2 separate regions of the Mus musculus genome follow, and region 1 is linked to region 2. A link is a loop called in an ENCODE intact Hi-C map of the cell type or tissue named here. Cell type or tissue: left cerebral cortex. All regions are shown on one strand. Links, peaks and the distances in the headings refer to the core of each region. The heading gives the core; the rest is flanking DNA.

Region 1 (12,241 bases), core at 1,761-9,760, 170 kb after region 2:
TCCAAGACAAAGAAATGACATATTCAGTCTGCCTAGAATTCCCACCCCTTCTCCTGGACACAGGACACCTCAGCTTAGCCAGCTAAACCTTCCTCATTCTCTCTGCTGAGTTCTCTTTATGTAGCCCCAGGCCGGCCCTAAATCCTGCTTTAGCTGATGAGATTACCAGTATGGGGGGCCATGTCTGACTCCAGCTCCATTCTCAGAACTTGCAGATAAATAAAGGAGACTCCATTTCCAAATGTGAGAACCCAGACATCTGAGAAGAGTGTCAGATCCATGTGACAGTGCCCATTAGACAGAGAAAGAGAACAATAGCCTGCAACTTTAGGGACAGGATAGAAAATTTTGCAGATATTTGGCACAAAAAGAACTGGAAACTATTTATATTCTTAAGGACAGTGACTGCTAGGCAGTATCTCTAATGGTGACTCTAATCCATAAGGCAGTTCAGAGGGGCTCTCTGCAACTTAGACATTATATCATGAAGATAGGGTAAATCAACCTAATCTAATCTTATATCATTATTTGTATCTAGAGTAGATGAGAATTTGTATGAAATCCTATAAAAATTAGTTTACTTCTTTTATAGTACTTTATTGAATACTTATACATGAATATGTGTTTCTAACAAATCTATGCCCATTGCCCACCCTCCAATTCCTCTCCTATATCCCTGCCATTTTTCCTCCCCGTTTCTCTCTCTCTTTCTCTCTCTATCTCTCACTCGCTCACTCTCCCTCACTTGCTCACTCTTGCACATGCACACACACACACACAAAGTCTATTTGGTATTGCTCAAATGTACATGGGTGTGGGACCATTACTGGAGCTAGGGCAGCCTCTCAGGTTCTGCACCTCTGCAGAAAACTGACTCTCTTCCAGTAGCCATCAATTACCAATAGCTCTTCAGGTAAGGATGTGGGACACCACACACACACACACACACACACACACACACACACACACATACACATACACACATCCATGCTGTCATTATGGCTGGCTTGATTTTGTGCAAGCTTTCTGCCTGAAGTCCTAGCCATTGTGAGTTTATGAGAACAACTATGTCATGTCTAGAAAACACTCTTTCACTCCACACATCTACTCTGCTTGGCTCTTCCCCCTCTTCTGTGATGATTCCTGAGTCTTGAGTATATGTATGTGTGATATAGTTGTCCCATTTAAATCTGAGCATTCCACAGTCTCTCATTAACTTCATATTGATTGGTTGTGGACCTCTGTATTAACTATCTACTACAAAAAAGTTTATTTGATAAGGGTCAAGAGAGGCACTAGTCTACGAGTATAAAGGTAAAAACTTAATGAATCACTTATTACAATTACTATGTCCATTTAGCAGAAAGACAGCATCAGGTTCTCTTCTATGACCTATATCTTAGCTAATAATAGGGGTTTGACCCAGTTAATGATGCCATGCACAAGTTTCATCCTGTGAAGCAGGCTTTAAATCTGATCAAAAGTGGTTGGTTACTCCCTTAACATTTGCCCCACTATTGCAGCAGTGAACATATCTTGCCAGGAGTTTACAGTTGGAGAAAACAATTAATTACCTTTCTCCCTAATAGCATGCATAGAACCTTCCAAACCTATGAAAAATAATCAATAGGACTAAAACTTCTAGGCAGTACCAACTTAGTACCTGTATGTCCTGTAATTCATAGATACAGTGCTGTAAGGAGTGGAAGAAGCCCTGAGTAAATGTGTATTATTGATGTGAGCACATGACATGCACCAAAGCCTCAGATGCATGAAAAATTGGCAAAGCCTTTCTCTATATGGCACAGGCTTGAAATTGGTTAAAATTTTCTTCCCTTGGTCAAAGTATGAGTATTTATGGAAAACTGATCAGTATGTACAAAAGCTGGTAACAACAGCTTCCTACTCCTGGTTGCTTATAGCCTGAGACAGCTCATTCACACAGAGACCTTCCACAGAGACTAGCTAAACCCTCCCCTGTGCTGTACATAAGAAACACACTAAGGTTCTGAGTTGCAGCCATAGTAGGTGCAGCTCCATCATAGCATGCATACCTCACCTGACTCCAGCTTTCTGTGTGGTTGTATGTATGCCTGTCCTTTCTTTATTGCCTTGCCTCCCTTAATCAGGATTCAAGACCTGAGACATATGGCTCAAGATACAATGTCTTCAGTTACAGGGTCTTACAGTTACTCTTAGGAGGGAGACCCATGCAATGGCAATAAACTGTAATGTTTGGGAGAGTCTATAACACCACTGACAAGAACTCCAAAGAGGTAATTCACACCTGGCATTCTTTATGCTTTGTTTTGATAGCCTATGGTGTCTGGGGAGGCACTGCCCCTCTAATATAGGGTACTCCATTTAGATCTCCTTCTGTCCATGTATATGTGTCTATCTTAGGAAGTGTCTAGACTAGTAGATTTCAGCAGAATGTTTTCAACCATCTGTAACTTACTTTCAATGCAATCCTAAATTTGCAACCTTTTGATTTCTTTAGTTTCTCCCTCTCTTCCACTTTCCTTCCTTTCTTCCTTTCCTTCTTTCTTTCTTCACCACAAACTAAAAGATGAACAGAATGATTCACTCCAGTAGTTTGAGACAGTAAAAATAACCGTATTCCTATTTGACAGAGGGTGAAATTGAAGCCTCCGAATAGATGGCTTCCCAGTGAATAAAAATGGCTAAAACTCAAACCCAGATAGTCCCTAAATGTTTGAACTCAATAACTGCCACAGACTGGACTCAGTCCGTCCCTCAGTCAGCGAGAGAATCAGGGTTTCAGTAATCAGGCGAGCAAGGAGTCGGCACAGATGACAAACAGACACGGACACAGAGAGAGTGCTGTATCTGAATGTAATTTCTCAAAGCGAGCATCATATTTTTAATGCAGAAAAAAAAGGGAAGTTAGGTGACACATCAGCCAAGGTACAATAAGGTTACTGGATGCTTGATGACTCTTACACAAAACAGCGGAATGCATACATAAAGACTGGCAGAAACTAGGGGATAAACTGAGACAAAGTCAGCACTATCTGAGGTCAGCTATATTCTTAGAGGCCAGGTGTGAGGTCTTTACACTCCAAGGGCATGGCTTTCATGCCCAAGCCATAGTGCTAATTAGGAAGTTCTTCTCTAGCTAACCTTCTCATGAATAATGCAAAACTCTAGTTCCTCCTCAAACCACAGCCCGATCTACTTCCTAAACCATTGTAAATTCCTGTATATGGGAGTGACCCGACTTTTATTCTAAGTGTTTGTGTGAGGGACTTTCTACTAATAAGTAATGTAGTTTACCATACATAACTATAATAAGAATTCTAAACTTACTTTGCTAAGCTTGCCCTGAGATTTCTAACTCTATGTAGTAGTTAGTAATGCCTGATTTCTTTCACTATCTCTCTTACAATACTAGAGATAATTCTAAATGTCACTGAATAGGTAACATTCTTACTGAATTCCAAGCCCAGTGTCAGCTCAAGGACTACCTAGGACATTGGTGAAGGCCAGGAAGCAAAGTTCAATTTTGCTTAGGTATTTGGCAAGTCATTGCTTAGAGGCACCTATAATAAAACAATACTGAAAGAAAGCACACAGATCCATTCACTGACTAACGAAAGGGCAAGTTTGGAGCATTTGTTTTACAGGATGCCAAGGCTCCAGGAGACTAAGTTTTCATGAAACTTTTTGCCTCGGGACTGCATACAAGCTTTAGGGCCCATCACAAAGTCACTTCTGGAGTGGGTGTGACAAATCACCAATGTTTGGTGGTTTTTCAATGATCTAATGAGCAGTACCAAGGAATTGAAGTTGAAATAGAGATTCAACAGAACCAGAGGACTTCAGACAATTACCAGTTCAGAGTCCACCTAGGTTCTCTGATGCTTTACTCCAAGAGAGCTAAGGGTTCAAAGCTGGAACAGAGTAAAAATGACAAATACACAAAGTAATCCTCACCACTTTTATCAAAGCTGTTCAGAAAGAGAGAAGTCTCAGGGCTGAGTGGGTGCTGTTTGCATAATGTCCTTGGACTTGCTAAACTCAAGAATGAAACATCTTACCCCTGGCATTCTTTGGGCAGGTGGAGGCATTCCTCCTAAGGCAAAAAACAAAAGTCTAAGAGAGGAAAGTTCACACAGCAGGATAATATCAGAAAGTCTATACTTTATGAAGATAACCTATAAACAGATGCCACAAAGACTATGAAGCTGAGGGGCAGGTGGGAAAGTTGAACTATGAAGAAAGGAGATAGGGTTTTCCTGCATGAAATCAATATACCTCTGCGCAGGTGAGATATTACGTAACTCCACACCTACCAAGCAATTTGTTTATTGATGGCATAATACTGGTGGGATAATTTGACTCCCACAGGATTCACATTTCAATATAAGCTGATCTCCTAGAAGCTATTTAGGCAAGCTCTGGATCCCAAGGCACAAGCCCTCAACTTAGCACCATGATGCTGGGAGGAGCCTTCAGCATCTTTATGGCACTTTGTTTGTCTTGCCTGCTCATCCTGATTGCTTGGAAGAGGACCAGTAAGGGAGGAAAGCTGCCCCCCGGCCCCACACCAATACCGTTTTTGGGAAACTTCTTACAAGTCCGCACTGATGCCACATTTCAGTCCTTCCAGAAGGTTAGTGTGCTCATTTCTTCTTATAGTGATGAAGGTCACAGATGGCACAGCTGAGGTCACACAGAAACTCATCACTTCTAAACGCAGATTCAGAAACAAACTTTAGGAAACATAGGATTCTGAAATTACAGGATCTTAAAAGCAAGGGGGAAAAAATCTTAGAAACACTGAGTACTCTAGGCAGAATCCCCTTTTTCTCAGGACTTTAGCTCATGATCTAAGGATTAGGGGGAACCTCATTTCTTTAAGCCCAACTTTCATATTCAAATTGTCTTAGAGTTTTAAGATGCCAGAAACCTAGCATTTCCAAGAGTGTGGTTGTAGATCTCAGAGTTCAGCTAGTCTGACCCCATTATTTTATAAACAAAACTAAGATGTACAAAATTAGGAATATTTGCTGTCTGAGGTCACAGGAGTCATTCTGTGTTTTTTTTTCCCCAGTAGCCCTTTCAAGCTCAAAACCTTCCTCTAGTCTACCTTTTCATTCTCCTAGAATCTCTGCCCTCTACAATGCCCTGACACAGCTCTGTCATGCTCCAATTTACTCCTTCCTTCAGTATCTTTCTTCACTCTCAGCTCCAGAAAAAATATGGCTCTGTGTTCACTGTGTACTTCGGTCCAAGGCCAGTGGTTGTCTTATGTGGACATGAGGCAGTGAAGGAGGCCCTGGTGGACCAGGCAGATGACTTCAGTGGCCGTGGTGAAATGCCTACACTAGAGAAGAACTTCCAAGGTTATGGTAAGTAGCATCAATAACAACAGAAATGATTGCCATGGACTCAGTGTGTTCAAGGGTCTCTGATAAATGACTCAGGAGACTCTCCTACACTAACTCCCTTGAGAAGGCTGTGACTGCTCTGCTAATTTTGGAAGAGCAAACACTGATGATGAGAAAGGTTAGATAGTGTTGCACAGTATGTTTGAGGGCAGCTTTGTTTTTAAACTCCAGAAGTTGGACTCTATACTGCCTGCTGTGCTATTTTTATCCTTACTTTTAATGAATTGCTATGTGATATCACTTGTGTACCCTCCCAAAACCTTCATAACTAAGCTTAGTTCTTATCTTCCCAGATGTATATGCATATCTGCCACAAGAATATGTTCCTATCTGCCCATATCCATATGCATATGCGTATATAACACAAATAATTCTTATCTAGTGTTATCCATGAATTCACTCATACTTGCCTTCAAATACACTGACTCACCTCCCTCTTTTCATCTATCATCTATCTATCTATCTATCTATCTATCTATCTATCTATCTATCTGTCTGTCTGTCTGTCTGTCTTTATATCAATACACACTTTCTCAATTCTACTCATTTGTCCATAAATCCACCAAAATATATTCATTTTCCTTTATATGCAAACATCCTATTATTCATATCTTCAATGTTCTATTTATCCATGAATCCACCCATTGTTCCATTCATACAATGAACTTTATATCATTCACACACCTATTAATCTTTCTATCCAGTCACTCTTCTGTCCACCCATCTATTTATTAATCCATCTTTTCTTCTGGCCACTATCTGTTCATCTTAATCCCTCTACCCACTAACACTTTACTCAGACATTGACTCTTTCAACCTCATAGACAGACAGACAGACAGACAGACAGACAGACAGGCATTTACCCACCCGTTCACCACACTATACATCATTCCAGTCTAGAGCACTGGTTGCTCATCTTGGTGACCTAAGTCTGATTGCCTGCACTCGGGCTCACGACCATCTATAGCTCCAGTTTCTGGGAATCTGATGCCCTCATCTAGCCTCCACCATTCCACTCTTCATTTCACTTATCAATATATTATAAAGTGATCTTATTAAATTTCCAAGCAGTTCATCAATCCTTCTATCAGGTGATTTCTACTATAGTCTTCATGCAAGGTTACTCTTTTTTGTATAGGTGTATTGATGTGAGCTTCTGTGTCCACACATATACGTATTTGTTTTTTCTTTTTTAAAAATCCATCCAATACCCAGAAAATAGTTAATATTTCCATTGAAGGGATAGTCTATATGGCATTCATCCTTACCTCATACACTCTAGGCATTAAACATGAAAGTAAGTCAATTACAGCTTGCCATCCTGTAAGAAAACTTTCTTGCTGTCCCTGACTTTTCATGCCTTATTCCCTGTTTCTTCAGTCTTGAATATTTTGGAAAGAATCTTGATTTCCCATTGAATATTGAAGGTTGAGCTTTCATAATCTTGTCTACCACAGAGTTGAGCACAGAAAGGGGAGAGGGGACAGGAGCCTGATCACTGACCTCCTGGCAGGTTTAGCTCTGTCCAATGGAGAACGATGGAAGATTCTTCGGCGTTTTTCCCTGACCGTCCTTCGAAACTTTGGGATGGGGAAGCGGAGCATTGAGGAGCGGATCCAGGAGGAGGCTGGCTACCTACTGGAGGAGCTCCATAAGGTCAAGGGTATGGAGATCACATTGGGTGACTGGATGTTTACAGAGAGCTCAGTTATGGGGAGGCTTGTGTTGGTGGGAAAAAGACCTGGAATAGGAAAGAATGAGAGCCATTAAGAGTTTGTAGAGATTTCCTGTAAGATTCCATGTTAAAAATAAACTGAAAGATTCTGAGAGAGAACTTGGCCAGAAATGTTCATCAGCAGATCTCAGAGGTCTGTAACTCAAGAAGCCATACATAATTCTAGTGTGGTGGGTGAGCTTGTGTCTTTTCCTAGATGAAGGATAAAATTTTGCTATGTTATACATGCTTTATTACAATGAAGAAAACAACACAGAACTCCCCGTCTTTACCATTTTTAAAAGTAGGTAGGATTTGTTGGGCTGGAGAGGTGGCTCAGCAATTAAGAGCACTGGCTATTCATCCAGGAGATCAAGAGTTTGATTCCTAGCACCCACATGAGACTCACAACTGTCTGTAATTCCAGTTGAAGGGGATCCAATGCCCTTGTCTGGCCTCTGCAGGTACCAGGCATGCATACAGTACAAAGACATATGAGAGAGAGAGAGAGAGAGAGAGAGAGAGAGAGAGAGAGAGAGAGAGATTGTGAGTGTGTGTGTGTGTGTGTGTGTGTGTGTGTGTGTGTAAGACAGAGAGACAGGACAGGCTTGGGGGGGGAGGGGAGGTCACTATGCAACCAGGCTGGCTTTGAACTTGTTTCAGTTAAAAACTCTCTCTCTCTCTCTCTCTCTCTCTCTCTCTCTCTCTCTCTCTCTCACACACACACACACACACACACACACACACACACACAGACACAGTCACACACATTTTCTTCAGGTAACAAATCTCTCAAATATTTTATTACGTTAATTTTTTGCAAAATTACAATATATTAATCATATTCTTTCCCATCCCAACTCTTTTCAGATCATCCCCATCTCCCTACCCACCCAGCCTCATCACTTCCTCTCAAAATAAAATAAAACAGCAAAAATCAAAACACTTCTACCAGTAAAGTTATTTGCAATTGAGACCTGCTGTAAAGGGAAAACAAGTTTTCTCCAAGATAGTGTCAATGGATATATCAACCACACTCCAGAGAAGTCCTGACACCCAGGAGTAGTGATGAACACAAGAGACTCTGGGTTTGTTGTTGCTGTTCTTGTGGTTTATCTGTGATTTTTGTTTTATTACAGTTTTTAAAGGTGTCTACTTCCCAGTGTAAAATAAGCTATGGAGCCAATAAAAGTCAAAAGAGAAAAGACAAAGGTTGAGAAATACAGAAACAAGTAGATAAGAGACATAGACACATACCTCTTTAAACCCTTGTCTGGACTCTGTAGACAAATAAGGAATCTACTCATGGCTTTGAACGGCCTTGTACCTCCAGACGCAATCTGCTATGGTGTACATCAAGAATGTATATGCATGGTTCTGGAGAAATTGACTCCACACCATTTACTTGATAAGCATCCAATGTTATAGATAATACATCTGAGACCTAGTGAAATATTTTCTTTTTCATATATATTTATGTTTGATGTGTGTGTGTGTGTGTGTGTGTGTGTGTGTGTGTGTGTGTGTGTGTGTGTATGTTCACGTGTATGGATGCACTTGTATGCACATGTACTTGCACATGTGTTTGGAGGCCAGAGGTTGACATCAGATGTATTCCTTAATCCTTCCTACTTCTTTTTACTGATTTATTCGTAGATTATCGCTGTACCCAGAGCCCATCAATACCACAAATCTAGCTAGCCAGCTTTCCTCAGAGGACTTCTGACTCCATCTCTCAAGTGCTAAATCAGAAACCGGTTGCTACACTTTTTAAAAAGGTCCACCTTCTTATTTGGGTGCTCAAGGTTCTAACTCCAATCTAAAAGGTTATGAAGCAAATGAATTGTCGTTTTCCCCAGCCCCTGGAAGAATTTTTCAATAAGCTAAATGGATTTTTTTTAGTAGACCTCGACTAAATTCAGGGTTTCTTTTTAAAATTATGTTATTGCTATTTTATGAGTACAGATGTTTCGCATGCACATAAGCCTGTGCACCATATGCATGCCTGATGTGCCAGAAGCCAGAAGATTCTTCAAACTGGAGTTACAGATGGTTCTGAGCTGCTGTGTGGGTGCTGGGGATTACAACCTGGGTCCTTTGCAAGAGCAGTCAGTGCTCTTAACCACAGAGCAGCCTCTTCAGCTCCTCAGATGTGTGTTTGTTTTGTTTTGTTTTGTTTTGTTTTGTTTTGTTTTGTTTTCCCAAATGTGTCCTCTGTTACTTTCCATCGACCACATACTTAGGTAACAGTGACAGAAATATCATGTTGAACTTCTCTACTATTCCTTGAGTGCTTATTCCAGACTGGAAGCCATGCCAGGCATTTTACATGCAATTATCATATCGAATGCTCACAGATCAACTGGAAGATTTCCAAACCAGGTTGCAGTTTGGAAAACCTAGACTCAGATATGATAATGAGGCACTCATACATATGGATAGGCAGCAGACTCAGAGCTCTGTGCCAGCACTGTGTAATTGCCTGCCCTACCTCACTTGTTTGTCTCCAACAAAGTCCATTTCCACCCCAGGAGCTCCCATAGATCCCACCTTATACCTGAGCCGCACTGTGTCCAACGTCATCTGTTCCGTGGTCTTCGGAAAACGCTTCGACTATCAGGACCAGCGTTTCCAGAGCCTCATGAGGATGATCAATGAGAGCTTTGTGGAGATGAGCAAGCCCTGGGCACAGGTGTTTACTAGTCACTAGGCAACTCCCCGTACACCCTTCATTCTCAAAGCAAGCACATTCCTGTACTTTACCTAGCCCTCCTCCCTTCATCCCTTGGAGGCCCTTAAATTTGTCCAAGTATTCAAGAAGCAAACAGTAACACCCAAAGCTCAGGCCCATAGGGTGACTTTGTGTAGCTCAGGCTGGCCTTGAACTGCTGATCCCTCCTCCTCAGGCTTCCTTGTGCTGTAATTAAGAGTGTGTCCTAGCTCCAGCTCAATGGCATTAGAACTTTGCCCATCTGGTCCCTGATGCCCATGACTGACACATGCCCCCTTTACCTCTGCCCTGCAGTTATATGATATGTACTGGAAAGTCATGCAGTATTTTCCAGGAAGACACAACTACCTCTACAACTTGATAGAAGACCTTAAGGACTTCATTGCATCCAGGGTCAAAATCAATGAAGCATCCTTTGACCCCTCAAACCCTAGGGACTTCATAGATTGCTTTCTCATCAAGATGCACCAGGTACCTCTTCCCCTTACACTGGTCTTTCTGTCTTCTGAAACCTTCATTCTTGCCATGACAAAACCCATCTACAACTATGGGGGTGGGGGTGACAAGGGAAAGTACTGTTTCATGTAGTTTATTTTGATCTCTAGAAAAAAAAATATAGAAACTATAGAAATGTAAGCCTCTTGCACCTTTAAAATAAACTCCTTTAAAATTAATAAAATCAGATTTATTTTAGCACACGCTATATATTTGTCAGGATTCTCTAGAGCAGTGGTTTTCACCCTTCCTAATGTTTTGACCCTTTAATAGGGGTCTCCATGTTGTGGTGACCCCCACCATAGATTGGGAATCTCATTGCTTACTTCTTAAGCGTAATTTTGTTACTGTGATGAGTTGTGACTTAAATATTTGCGATGTGACACCTGTTTGGGTTGTGACCCACAGATTAAGAACTACTGCTCTAAAAGAACAGACCCGCCCCCCCCCCTCTCTCTCTCTCTCTCTCTCTGTGTGTGAGTTTGGGATTTATTAGAATGACTTACAGGCTATGGGTCATCTAGTCTACCAATGGAAGGTCCAAAAATTCAATAATTGTTCAGCCTGTGAGGTTGGATGTCTCAGCTGGTCCTCAGACTATGCAAGAATTCAGAAGAAGTCAGCTCAAACACCAGTGAAGGAAATAGACTTGTCAGCAAGAATGAAGCTGAGCAGGCAAAGAGAGAGCCAGCTTCCTTCTTCTGTGCCCTTTAGATAGGCTGCTAGTAGGTGTGGCCCAGATTATAGTGGATCTTCTCACATCAAAGACCCAGATTAGAAGTAGGTATTCCTACCTCAAAGGATTAAATTAAGAAAAACATTCCCCCACAGATGTGCCCAGGCATTTGGGTTTCACTTAGTTCCAGGTGTAGCCAAGTTGACAACCAAGAAAAGCCATCACATGCTGATTGTATATTAGTGGGCTTCCTTATAAGCACACAACACATGCAGGTCAAAACCAACTCCCTTTGTCTTTGTGATCATAGCCTACTTTCAAGTAAATGTTTCCTAGCCTTCATCTGTGATAGATAACATGCAGTAATTGTCTCTGTGCCTGGCTGGTTTCAAGTACTCTAAATCCCCCAGTTCTATCCATTTTGCTTCATGGAACTATTTCCTTGTTCTTCATGACACGATTGGGTATACACCATGCTGCTCTAAAATACACTTTGAATCTACAAAGTTTAGCATAAAGATACTTAAAATCTTACAGTTTTAAGACCACCTATCTAACAGGCATATTATTAAAACCAGAATGTGCCTTCAGAGACTCGAAATTGAGAAACTCAGAAGCTCAAACTTTAAATTTGAATTTACACTTCAAAATCACGAGTTTAGTGATTTGAGATGTAGCAACACATATAATCAGCATGCCTGTGTGTTGACTATTCGAACTCTAGAAAAAAATCATTAGAATACCCAAGCAGAACTTTCAACTTTGGCAGTTGAAAGCTGTGTGCTCTAATAATGTTCAAACTTTCGTTTTAGATCCTGCTTCCATTTCCCATACTCTTCTTGCCCACCACAAGCACACCAGCCTCCTCTCGCCGTTATGCTCAAACCCAGACATACAAGGCACCTTGGCTTATGTTGTTTCTTCTGAACTTATTGAACCCATATTTTTACTCCTTTCACAAATGCACCCTCTTTACACGGAGGAAAAAGGAAGATAAGGGGGTCAACGGCATGACTCTGTTAACAACCTCCTTCACTTTCAGGATAAAAGTGACCCGCACACAGAATTCAACCTCAAGAACTTGGTTCTCACCACCCTCAACCTCTTCTTTGCTGGCACAGAAACTGTGAGTTCCACGTTACGGTATGGATTCTTGCTGCTGCTGAAGTACCCCGAGGTGGAGGGTAAGTTTCACTCTGAGCTTTCTTGG
Region 2 (12,241 bases), core at 1,383-9,382:
GATATCATCCTGAGTGAAGTAACCTGATCACAAAAGAACACACATGATATGTACTCATTGATAAGTGGGTATTTGCCCAGAAACTTAGAATACCCAAGATACAATTTGCACCCTCATAGAAGCAGGAGGAAGTGGATGTGATAGGGTGTTTCCAGGAGGGAGGGAAACTGGGAAAGGGGATAACATTTGAAATGTAAATAAAGAAAATATCCAATTTAAAAAACACCCTCTATCATCATGAAACGTGATTTTAAGTCAGAGACTTGATTTTCTGGTGTGTTGTGAGATCCAGGGCTTGCTGTGGTGGGAGAACTGGGTTCTGATGATGCCAAGTAGCCTTGGTTTCTGTTGCTTATGTTCTTGCTTGCTATGTACACTACAGTGAAGTTTGCTTGGCAGGCCAAGAGGCCTGGGAGCATTCATGAGGCAAAGAGTTTCACGGAAACTCACCTCCTGGAACTTTGGCATTCTCATAACCCATATACTCATACCCTATCCCCGAGTTAGTCTGGTGTATGGATCCACATGCTCTCTTTTAGTATTATCTTATTATATAAGTGCCTTTTAAGATTGAATTCTGACATAGCTAAGCCTTCACCAGTGTTCCAATGTCCTAGAAAATGCTTGAAGTCAAAGAGCTTAGAAGAAACAGTGAAACTAATTAGGCATTACAAAGAACGGAGCTAGAATAGCTCAGGGCTGGTCTGCAGAGTGTTTACTTGAGGCAGTAGCCAGTCTCACCCATACACAATGGCCTAGCTAATAGGTGGGTTTACCATGTAAAAGTTAGAGAATCTCACTGAGACAGGGATCTTCACTACAGCCAGATATAGCAGGCTACAATGCATATTAGAAGCAAGTTGGTGAATTCTTCTGACAAATGGAGATTATCCACAGATACTTAAAAGTTACACTCATACAGGAATTTATCATGGCCCAGGAAGTAGGGGAGTTGTGGTATTGCATTGTTCATGAGAAGGTCTGCTAGAGCAGAACCCCCTGGTGCTAGCTTTCACAAGGCTCAAAGAGGTAGCAATAATTGTGACTAGGGTGTGAAATCCTTACCTGTCATTAAGCTGACCATAGTCAGGACTGCTTTATCTTTACTGTAAACATTTACCTGGTTCCTGTAAGTCCTTCTGAAGTCATTCCTTTATTTTGTGTCAGGTAACTTCAATGTACTTTGCCTGATGTGACTTCCTAAACCCTTTATTTTCTGTATTATATAAGACTGGTGCTCACTTTGTGACAATACATTCAGATTCTACACAATCTCCTGTGTGCATCTGTCTGTCATTCGCCAACTCCTTGCCCATCTGCACCCAGAGACCCGTTCAACGAAGACAAGGGACCAAAGAGGCTCCGCGGCACTTGCTCTTGCCTTTGGCCATCTAGCTATCTCTGGTGTTAGCTGGTCTTGCTGTCCCTGACTGTGGCTTGTCCCTCCTACAAGCCTGTGTCTCAGTACTCCTGGGAGACCAGCTCTCTCAGAGGCATTTGGGTATGGAGAGCTGTAGCACAGAATCACTTCTTGGCCCAGATGGAAGCTGGAAGGATCCTGTCCTAGGCTGCTCCTCAGCTCTTGTGCCCTGAGGACTCCAGGCTGGTCCCTCTGAACAGAAGTGGTGGTTTTACATGAGCTCACAGGCATGTCAGCACTCCTTGGATAGCAGCTCTCTCTTGGTGGTATTTGGATATGGAGCCCTGTGGCACAGGATCAGAGCCGGACTGTGTTGCAGGATCAGCTCTGGGCACAGACAGAAAGCAGAAGGATAAGTACAATTTTTTACAGACTCTAACTATAACTTTTGAAACATGCTTATTTATGAGTATTAAATATGTATGTGTATATGTATGTATGCATATATGATGAATATATTTCAAACTGGGTACATATACCTGTTAATGAGGAGGGTACCATCTGTCCTCTTCTATCACTCTGCCTAGTCCTTTGAAGCAGGGTCCCTCCCTGAACCTGGGTCTGGAAGTCAGCAAGTCCCAGAAATCTTCTATTTTAACCCTCCAATAATATAATCCAATGTCAGAGGTACATATGAATCTTTTGACTTGTTATATAGGTGCTAGGATACAAACTCCGGTCATCATGACTGTTCAGCATGTGCTCTTAACTGCTGATCCCCAACTATAATAAAAATGATGTGTACTATCTATCTATCTGTCATCTACCATTCATTTGTCTGTATGTATGTATATATATGCATATATACATACATATATATAATCTATCAACCATCTATTATCTATTATCTCTATTTCTGTTTTTCTATCATCTATGTATTTATTCAACCATTCATCATCTATTTATGTATGCATGATGTATTTATCCATCCATCTGTCATCTCTCCCTCTCTCCCCCCTCTCATGTATCATCATAATTGTGTGTATACATGTGTGTTTATGTACAAGTGTACAAATGCATACCTGGTTTCTGAAGAAGCCAAAATAGAACCTCAAATCCCATGAAGCTGGCATTACAGGCAGTTACCAGCAATGTGGCACTAGAGGCAGACTAAGTTCAGGTGGCCTGTACTACCAGCAGTGCCCCCTAACCACTGAATCCCAACTCTATGATTTGAGGGAAGACATTGATGAAGTGGGTCATCACCCAAAAAGGCACAGCTTAGTGAATCTACACAAAGATCAGTTGTCATCAAGACTGGTTCCCATCTTACACCCTGTAGTCACTACATTCTTTTCATTCCAACAAGTGCAGCAAATGTATCTGTGTTTGAAAATCACTTCAATGCAGCAGATATAAACAAAGCCTGCTTCCCTGTTAACATTTAGTCAGTGAGTTTCTTTCATATCATTAACCTGAGCTGTTGATTGTTAGTACATTGTTGCATAAAATTCAATGGAGTGACCCATCTGAAACCATAAATACATCTAAATCAAACATGTGTATAGTTTTGTTTTCTATAGCATTATTCCCCCCCCCCAAAAAAATGGGTGCTGACCATTTCCATAGAATCTAATTTCTATTAGCTACATGGAAATCTAAACTGAGCTAAAGGTCACAAGGGGATGATGGTGGGTTATTTGTAAACATGCAACATTCTATTCAAGGACTTTCAGCACTAGAAGACTTTGATATTCCTAGGACCAATTCCCTGAAGATGCCCAGAGATGGTTGTACTGACAGGTACTAACAGTCTGTACTGTACACATGACTGACAGTCACGACCACCACCAGGGATCATCTATTTCCCTTCCCAAGTAACCCAGTGGATGGGTCAAGTTCATTTTGTGTACATATTGCCAGAGGTATTGATCAGGTTTGAGATGGGTCACAGGAAGGATCTTCTTAGATGAGATGCCAGGAACACCTGGCCAGATGGAAGGGCATATGCATTGATATGAGTGTGTGTGTGTGTGTGTGTGTGTGTGTGTGCACATGTGCATGTGTGTAAGCGTGGGCATGTATTGATATAGGGCCTTAGGTAGCCCAGGCTTGCTCCCCTACTCTACAATACTGGTGGTGCACTGATAAGGACATCTTATTACTCAAAAAAGATCCAGTGGTAAAATAATCCATTAACTCTTAGGTCTTCAGGTGGGTAAGGGTGGCCAGGCAAGTGGTGGCTATTTACCAATCTGTTCCTAAGTGGTTTAAATTTAACAACTTTTTGCTGGTTAATCACACACACCCATGCATACAAACACACAAGCACGCAAACACATACAGACACACACACACACACACACACACACACACACACACACACACACACAGTGTGGCAAAGATGAGCTATGGACAGAGGTGGAGAAAGTGAGAAAAATTCCAGGGTAGGAAAAGAAACATGAGATCTATTGTTTTCAAAATAGACTCAAAACATGTCCTGACCATGGTGGTCACTTCTGTTCAGGAACATCAATTTTTGAATTAATTTTGTCAAGAAGGCACGATTGGTACACACTTGTCATCTTAGAACATAGAAGGCTGTCATTATGCAAATGAGCATCAAGGAGCACAGAGGCTGATGGAAGTTGTAGTTTGAGATCTACTCTGAGGTGCTACTGGGCCCTTCATGATTCATTATCACAAGGGCATCTCAGTGACTTGGACCTTGATTTGCAGCTCCATTTCTCTAGAGCAGACATTTGCTGTCTCTTATTGACATTTCTCAGGAAAGCTGAGATGATGTTGATTCAGAAGTGGAAGAGGAAGAAAGGTTCAGAGAGTGGGAAGAATGGCTGGAGAGACATCAGAAAGATCCAAAGGAAGACAAGTTAAAAGTCTGAGAGACAGACATGTTGATCAATGGAATAGAATTGAAGACCCAGAAATAAAACCACACACTTATAGTCACTTGATCTTTGACAAAAAACAATGAATCCATGAAGTTTTTAGGCAAATGGTTGGAACTAGAAAATATAATCCTGTGTGAGGTAACCCAATCACAAAAGAACACACACGGTATGCACTCACTGATAAGTGGATACTAGCCCAGAAGCTCAGAATACCCAAGATATAATTCACGGACCACGTGAAGCTCAAGAAGAAGGAAGACAAAAGTGTGGATATTTCAGTCCTTCTTAGAATGGGGAACAAAATATCTATGGGAAGAGATACAGAGACAAAGTGTGAAGCAGATACTGAAAGAAAGTCCATCCAGAGACTGCCCTACCTGAGGATCTATCCCATATACAGTTACCAAACCCAGACACTATTGTGGATGTCAACAAGTACTTGCTGACAGGAGCCTGATATAGCTGTCTCCTGAGATGCTCTGCCAGAGTCTGACGAATACAGGAGTTAGAGAAAGGACTGAAGGAGCTGAAGAGGTTTGTATCCCCATAGGAAGAGCAACAGTATCAAGCAACTAGACCCCACCCCTTCCCTGCAGAGCTCCCAGGGACTAAACCATCAACCAAAGAGTAAACAAGGTGGGACTCAAGGCTTCAGCCACATGTAGCAGAGGATGGCCTTATGGGACATCAATGAGGAGAGAGGCCCTGGCCTTGTGAAGGCTCAATGCCCCAGTGTAGAGGAATGCCAGGACAGGGAAGCAGTAGTGTGTGAATTAGTGAGCAGTGGGAGTGGGGATAGGAGGGGGGGTTCAAAGGAGAAATGAGGAAAGGGGATAAAAGTTGAAATGTAAATAAAGAAAATAATCTAATAAAAAAGGGAAAAAAGAAAAATAAATGAAAATAAGAAAGAGAGAGACAGAGAGAGAGACAGAGAGAGAGAGAGAGAGAGAGAGAGAGAGAGAGAGAGAGAGAGAGAGAGAGAGAGAAATGTCTGAGAGTGAAACTCACTAAGCTCAGGGAAGGCTCTACAGAGAATCAGAAACTATAGACAAGCCAGCTCCAGGAAAAGGCCAACAATGGCTCAACATTGTTGTCAGACAACAGCCGTTCAACCACCAGGGTCAATGACTGAACCTGGCATACAAAGACAGCAGGCAGCAGGTTCTGATGGCCTCTGAAACACCACAGAACCTAGAAGTCTGAGAAAGGATGGAGGAAGACTGGCAGATGGGAGTGGAATGTGTGGAAGTTGTGAATCCACACAGGCAATCTCTCAACCTTTTTCTTCCCTTTCTTGCCACTTGGAGTTAACTATAAGCTCAGAGTCAGAATGGTGACCAGGGGGAAGGTGAAGAATGGAGACTAACTATACACATTTACCTCTGAGTCCCAAAATCCTCGTTCCAGTCATGATTAATTGAGTTCCATTAGTGAAGTTGGCCTTTCTGCCTGTGTATATGAATAGCATCACATCTCCTGTACTTCTTTGAGTGAAGTTAGATAAAATGGTAGGGGTTAGTGTATCATATGTGCCAATGGGGTAGCTGGTGTATCTATTCTTTGAGTAGTCTTCCTGCTTCAAATAATATAAGAAACCCTATCATAAGAATGCTAGCAGCTTAAGTTCTAGGTAATGCCAGATTCAGTCTAGGTAATACCCAAGAGATGCCCAGGCCCCTGACCTCCTTGATATTTTCTCATGTGGCCTCCTGATAGGTACCTACGGATAGTTCCAGGATGGCACTATGCTGCAAACACCATCACATTCATGCCAGGTTAGTGAAAGGAACAACCTGCTGCCTTGTTCACCTTTCCTTTGTGAGATCCTGGAACTACAAGTGCCTGGTGCCATGTGCTTAAAGTAGTGTAAGAAAAAGAACAAACAACTCGGTAAAGGACAACACCAGCCTAGAAAGCTGTCTCTTGGCAGCCGTTGGCTATCAGCAGATAGCTCTCAACACAGCTCTGAGAAACTAAATTTTCACCCACTTCACCAAGCTCAGAACCTAGAATCATATTAAAAAAAAAAAAAGGAAAGTTTGACTCCCGGTCTAATCCCAACACTTGGGAGGCAGAAATCTTTCTGGAGAAAGATAAATAGCTTAGGCTGTGAATTCAGTGAGACCTTGCTGCAGTGAAGTGGAGCTCCATCAAGAAAGACACCTAACATTAACTTTAGACTTACACACAAAGGTGAATGTGCATGTGCACATCCACACAAGGTGAGCTCACATACATTCAAACACACATACACTCATGAATGGACACAACACACACACACACACACACACACACAAATATATATATATATATATATGAAAAAGAGTCTTCACTAAGATGCTGCAGCGTCAATTATCAATAAAGCACCTAGACAGATGGCCCATAGACTTTATGGAGATATCTGGTGTTTGTATTCTAATTGACAGATTTGCTAATGGGAAAGTTGGCAAATGGAAATTAATACAACACAGGAAGACTATTCCATTTCCCTTGTATTTTACTGAGAGAGGGTTACAAATAAAACTGATATCCCAATTATTTTTCAGACTACCTCACCATGTGTTCTTGGATAAATCACTTTCTCCAGGAGATGTTCATTCATTAGTAAAACAAAGTGGTTTGATTGGACAACACTTTTCCAAATCTAGTTTCAAGATAACACAAGAATCCTGGAGGAAACTTTGCATTTGTTGAAACCTCCGCTCCTTTTTCTTTAAGGAGTTTGTGTGAAGGAAGGAGACAGTGAAGCATTAGGGGTACTGGTGTGCAATCTTTCCTGGAATCTCTCATATTCTCAGTAGTGATTTTGCTAAGTTCTTAAATGTTCCCATAAAGCAAGTATGGTGACCAAGAATGTGCTTCAAGATGCCAGGGAGGAGTTCACAAGTGCAGGAGAATATAGGAACATCTTCAGAACATGTTTGGACCCCTTAAATGGTTAGTGCTTACACCAGTGCACTGAAAACAACAATATCTCAAGACATCTTGCAGACGTGGGTGACTGTAGGTGATCATGTGGTTATACACAAACACACACACACAGAGGTGGGGGTTGGGGGTGCAACACTGCTGCCTCCACAATTTCGGGCTATGAAAAATCACTACAAGTTGAATATAACCTGTTCTCTCAGGACCCATCCCTTTGGGTGCTTGATTTCTTCTCCTAAAACAACTTGTCTCCTCATTTGGGAAGGTATGCTGTGTTCATTGAAGTGTAGGGACATGTGGATGAGCAAAAAAAAAAAAGAGAGAGAGAGAGAAGTATTGCGGGATCCTCCAGTAGTACTATGTCCAATTTTCTGAGGAACCTCCAGACTGGTTTCCAGAGTGGTTGTAAAAGCTTGCAATCCCACCAACAATGGAGTAGTGTTCCTCTTTCTCCACATCCTTGCGAGCATCTGCTGTCACCTGAATTTTTTATCTTAGTCATTCTGACTGGTATAAGATGGAATGTCAGGGTTGTTTTGATTTGCATTTCCCTGATGATTAAGGATGCTGAACATTTTTTCAGGTGCTTCTCAGCCATTCAGTATTCCTCAGGTGAGAATTCTTTGTTTAGCTCTGAGCCCCTTTTTTAATGGGGTTATTTGATTTTCTGGAGTCCACCTTCTTGAGTTCTTTATATTTATTGGATATTAGTCCACTATCTGATTCAGGATAGGTAAAGATCCTTTCCCAATCTGTTAGTGGCCTTTTTGCCTTATTGATGGTGTCATTTGCCTTACAGAAGCTTGGCAATTTTATGAGGTCCCATTAGTCGATTCTTGATCTTACAGCACAAGCCATTGCTGTTCTATTCAGGAATTTTTCCCATGTGCCCATATCTTTGAGGCTTTTCCCACTTTCTCCTCTATAAGTTTCAGTGTCTCTGGTTTTATGTGGAGTTCCTTGATCCACTTAGATTTGAGCTTGGTACAAGGAGATAGAAATGGATCAATTCACATTCTTCTACATGATAACCACCAGTTATGCCAGCACCATTTGTTGAAAATGCTGTCCTTTTTCCACTGGATTGTTTTAGCTCCCTTGTCAAAGATCAAATGACCATAGGTGTGTGGGTTCATTTCTGTGTCTTCAATTATATTCCACTGGTCTACTTGTTTGTCGCTATACCACTACAATGCAGTTTTTATCACAATTGCTCTGTAGTTCACCTTTAGGTCAGGCATGGTGATTCCACCAGAGGTTCTTTTATCCTTGAGAAGAGTTTTTGCTATCCTAGGTTTTTTGTTATCCCAGATGAATTTGCAGATTGCCCTTTCTAATTCATTGAAGAATTGAGTTGGAATTTTGATGGGGATTGCATTGAATCTGTAGATTGCTTTTGGCAAGCTAGCCATTTTTACTATATTGATCCTGCCAATCCATGAGCATGGGAGATCTTTCCATCTTCTGTGATCTCCTTTAATTTTTTTCTTCAGAGACTTGAAGTTCTTATCACACAGATCTTTTACTTCCTTAGTTAGAGTCACCCCAAGGTATTTTACATTATTTGTGATTATTAAGAAGGGTGTTGTTTCCCTAATTTCTTTCTCAGCCTGTTTATCCTTTGTGTAGAGAAAGGCCATTGAATTTTTTTAGTTAATTTATATCCAGCTACTTCACTGAATCTGTTTATCAGGTTTAGGAGTTCTCTGGTGGAATTTTTAGGGTCACTTATATATACTATCATATCATCTACAAAAAGTGATAGTTTGACTTCTTCTTTTTCAAGTTGTATCCCCTTGATCTCCTTTTGTTGTCTAATTGCTCTGGCTAGGACTTCAAGTACTATGTTGAATAAGTAGGGAGAAAGTTGTATAGTCCCTGATATTAGTATGATTGCTTCCAGCTTCTCACTATTTACTTTGATGTTGGCTACTGGTTTGCTGTAGATTGCTTTTATCATATTTAGGAATCGGCCTTGAATGCCTGATCTTTACAAGACATTTATCATGAATGGGTGTTGGATTTTGTCAAATGCTTTCTACGAATCTAACAAGATGATCATGTGGTTATTGTCTTTGAGTTTGTTTATATAATGGATTACGTTGATGGATTTCCATATATTAAACCATCCCTGCATCACTGGAATGAAACCTACTTGGTCAGGATGGATGATTGTTTTGATGTGTTCTTGGATTCTGTTAGCGAGAACTTTATTGAGGATTTTTGCATCAATATTCATAAGGGAAATTGGTCTGAAGTTCTCTATCTTTGTTGGGTCTTTCTGTCGTTTAGGTATCAAAGTAATTGTGGCTTCATAGAATGAATTGGGTAGAGTACCTTCTGTTTCTATTTTGTGGAATAGTTTGTGAAGAACTGGAATTAGATCTTCTTTGAAGGTCTGATAGAACTCTGCACTAAACCCATCTGGTCCTGAACTTTTTTTGTTGTGAGACTATTAATGACTGCTTCTATTTCATTAGGGGATATAGGACTGTTTTGATCATTAACCTGATCCTGATTTAACTTTGATACATGGTTAGAAACTTGTCCATTTCATCCAGGTTTTCCACTTTTGTTGAGTATAGCCTTTTGTAGAAGGATCTGATGGTGTTTTGGATTTCTTCAGGATCTGTTGTTATGTCTCCCTTTTCATTTCTGATTTTGTTAATTAGGAGGCTGTCCCTGTGCCCTCTAGTGAGTCTGGCTAAAGGTTTATATATCTTGTTGATTTTCTCAAAGAACCAGCTCCTCCTTTGGTTGATTCTTTGAATAGTTCTTCTTGTTTTCACTTTCTCGATTTCAAACCTGAGTTTGATTATTTCCTGTTGTCTACTCCTCTTGGGTGAATTTGCTTCCTTCTGTTCTAGACTTTTAGGTGTGTTGTCAAGCTGCTAGTGTGTGCTCTCTCTAGTTTCTTTTTGGAGGCTCTCGAAGCTATGAGTTTTCCTCTTAGAAATGCTTTCATTTTGTCCCATAATTTTGGGTATGTTGTGTCTTCATTTTCATTAAAGTCTAAAAAGTCTTTAATTTCTTTCTTTATTCCTTCCTTGACCAAGGTATCATTGAGGAGAGTGTTGTTCAGTTTCCATGTGAATGTTGGCTTTCTATTATTTATGTTGTTATTGAAGATCAACCTTAGTCCATGGTGGTCTGATAGGATGCATGGGCCAATTTCAATATTTTTATATCTGTTGAGGCCTGTTTAATATGGTCAATTTTGGAGAAGGTAACATGAGGTGCTGTGAAGAAGGTTTATCCTTTTGTTTTGGATAAAATGTTCTGTAGGTATCTGTTAAATCCATTTGTTTCATAACTTCTGTGAGTTTCACCATGTCGCTGTCTAGTTTCTTTTTCCACAATCTGTCCATTGATGCAAGTGGTATGTGGAAATCTCCCACTATTATTTTGTGAGGTGCAGTGTGTGCTTTGAGCTTTACTAAAGTTTCTTTAATGAATGTGGCTGCCCTTGCATTTGGTGCATAGATATTCAGAATTGAGAGTTCCTCTTGGAAGGTTTTTACCTTTGATGAATATGAAGTGCCCCTCCTTGTCTTTGTTTTATAACTTTGGTTTGGAAGTCGATTTTATTCGATATTAGAATGGCTACTCCAGCTTGTTTCTTCATACCATTTGCTTGGAAAATTGTTTTCCAGCCTTTCATTCTGAGTTAGTGTCTGTCTTTTTCCCTGAGATGGGTTTCCTGTAAGCAGCAAAATGTTGGGTCTTGGTGTAGCCAGTCTGTTAGTCTGTGTCTTCTTATTGGGGAATTGAGTCCATTGATGTTAAGAGACATTAAAGAAAAGTAATTGTTGCTTCATAATATTTTTGTTGTTAGAGTTGGCATTCTGTTTTTCTGGCTGTCTTCTTTTAGGTTTGTTGAAGGATTACTTTCTTGCTTTTGCTAGGACATTGTTTCTGTCCTTGTATTGTTTTTTTCTGTTATTATCCTTTGAAAGGCTGGAAAGATAATGTGTGAATTTGGGTTTTTTGTGGAATACTATGGTTTCTCTATCTATGGTAATTGAAAGTTTGGCTGGGTATAGTAGCCTGGGCTGGCATTTGTGTTCTCTTAGTGTCTGTATAACATCTGTCCAGGCTCTTCGGACTTTCATAGTCTCTGGTGAAAATTCTGGTGTAATTCTGATAGGCCTGCCTTTATATGTTACTTGACCTTTGTCCCTTACTGCTTTTAATATTCTATCTTTATTTAGTGCATTTATTGTTCTGATTATTATGTGTCGGGTGGAATTTGTTTTCTGGCCCAGTCTATTTGAAGTTCTGTAGGCTTCATTTTTTGTGCTATAATCCTTTTTTTAAAATTTTTAATATTTTTTATTACGTATTTTCCTCAATTACATTTCCAATGCTATCCTGAAAGTCCCCCATACCCTCCCGACCGACTTCCCTACCCACCCATTCCCATTTTATGGCCCTGGCGTTCCCCTGTACTGGGGCATACAAAGTTTCTGTGTCCAATGGGCCTCTCTTTCCAGTGATGGCCAACCAGGCCATCTTTTGATACATATGCCGCTAGAGTCAAGAGCTCCGGGATACTGGTTAGTTCATAATGTTGTTCCACCTATAGTGTTGCAGATCCCTTTAGCTCCTTGGGTACTTTCTCTAGCTCCTCCATTGTGAGCCCTGTGATCCATCCAATAGCTGACTGTGAGCATCCACTTCAGTGTTTGCTAGGCCCCGGCATCGTCTCACAAGAGACAGCTAAATCTGGGCCCTTTCAGCAAAATCTGGCTAGTGTATGCAATGGTGTCAGCTTTTGGAAGCTGATTATGGAGTGGATCCCTAGATATGGCAGTTTCTAGATGGTCCATCATTTCGTCACACCTGGAAACTTTGTCTCTGTACCTCCTTCCATGAGGGTTTGGTTCCCAATTCTAAGAAGGGGTACAGTGTGCACACTTTGGTCTTCATTCTTCTTGAGTTTCATGCATTTAGCATATTGTATCTTATATCTTGGGTATCCTAAGTTTTGGGCTAATATCCACTTATCAGTGAGTACATATTGTATGAGTTCCTTTGTGAT

The links. A loop is a pair of places that touch in the nucleus more often than their neighbours do. Peaks named below come from ENCODE experiments on the same cell type or tissue, not always from the same donor. Only the 100,000 strongest peaks of a DNase experiment are listed, where the experiment ranks them.
Region 1: it touches region 2 in a loop (23-fold over the local background); 2 of 42 quality-filtered maps call a loop at or near these places.

Annotation. Positions count from the first base shown.
Region 1 is chr7:26,804,471-26,816,711 of GRCm38, forward strand. Cyp2g1 (cytochrome P450, family 2, subfamily g, polypeptide 1) reads left to right here and starts at 4,457. Exons shown (of 9, transcript NM_013809.1): 1 at 4,457-4,636; 2 at 5,213-5,375; 3 at 6,929-7,078; 4 at 9,661-9,821; 5 at 10,155-10,331; 6 at 12,074-12,215. The coding sequence starts at 4,457. Gm51443 (a long non-coding RNA gene) reads right to left here. Exons shown (of 3, transcript XR_003946616.1): 2 at 6,919-7,156; 3 at 3,666-4,713. In left cerebral cortex, for the core only: no CTCF peak of the experiment used is centred there; DNase peaks (open chromatin) are centred at 9,193 and 9,502.
Region 2 is chr7:26,636,149-26,648,389 of GRCm38, forward strand. No RefSeq gene overlaps it. Among named protein-coding and RNA genes, the nearest start is that of Vmn1r185, 30 kb to the left of the region's middle. In left cerebral cortex, for the core only: no CTCF peak of the experiment used is centred there; no DNase peak of the experiment used is centred there.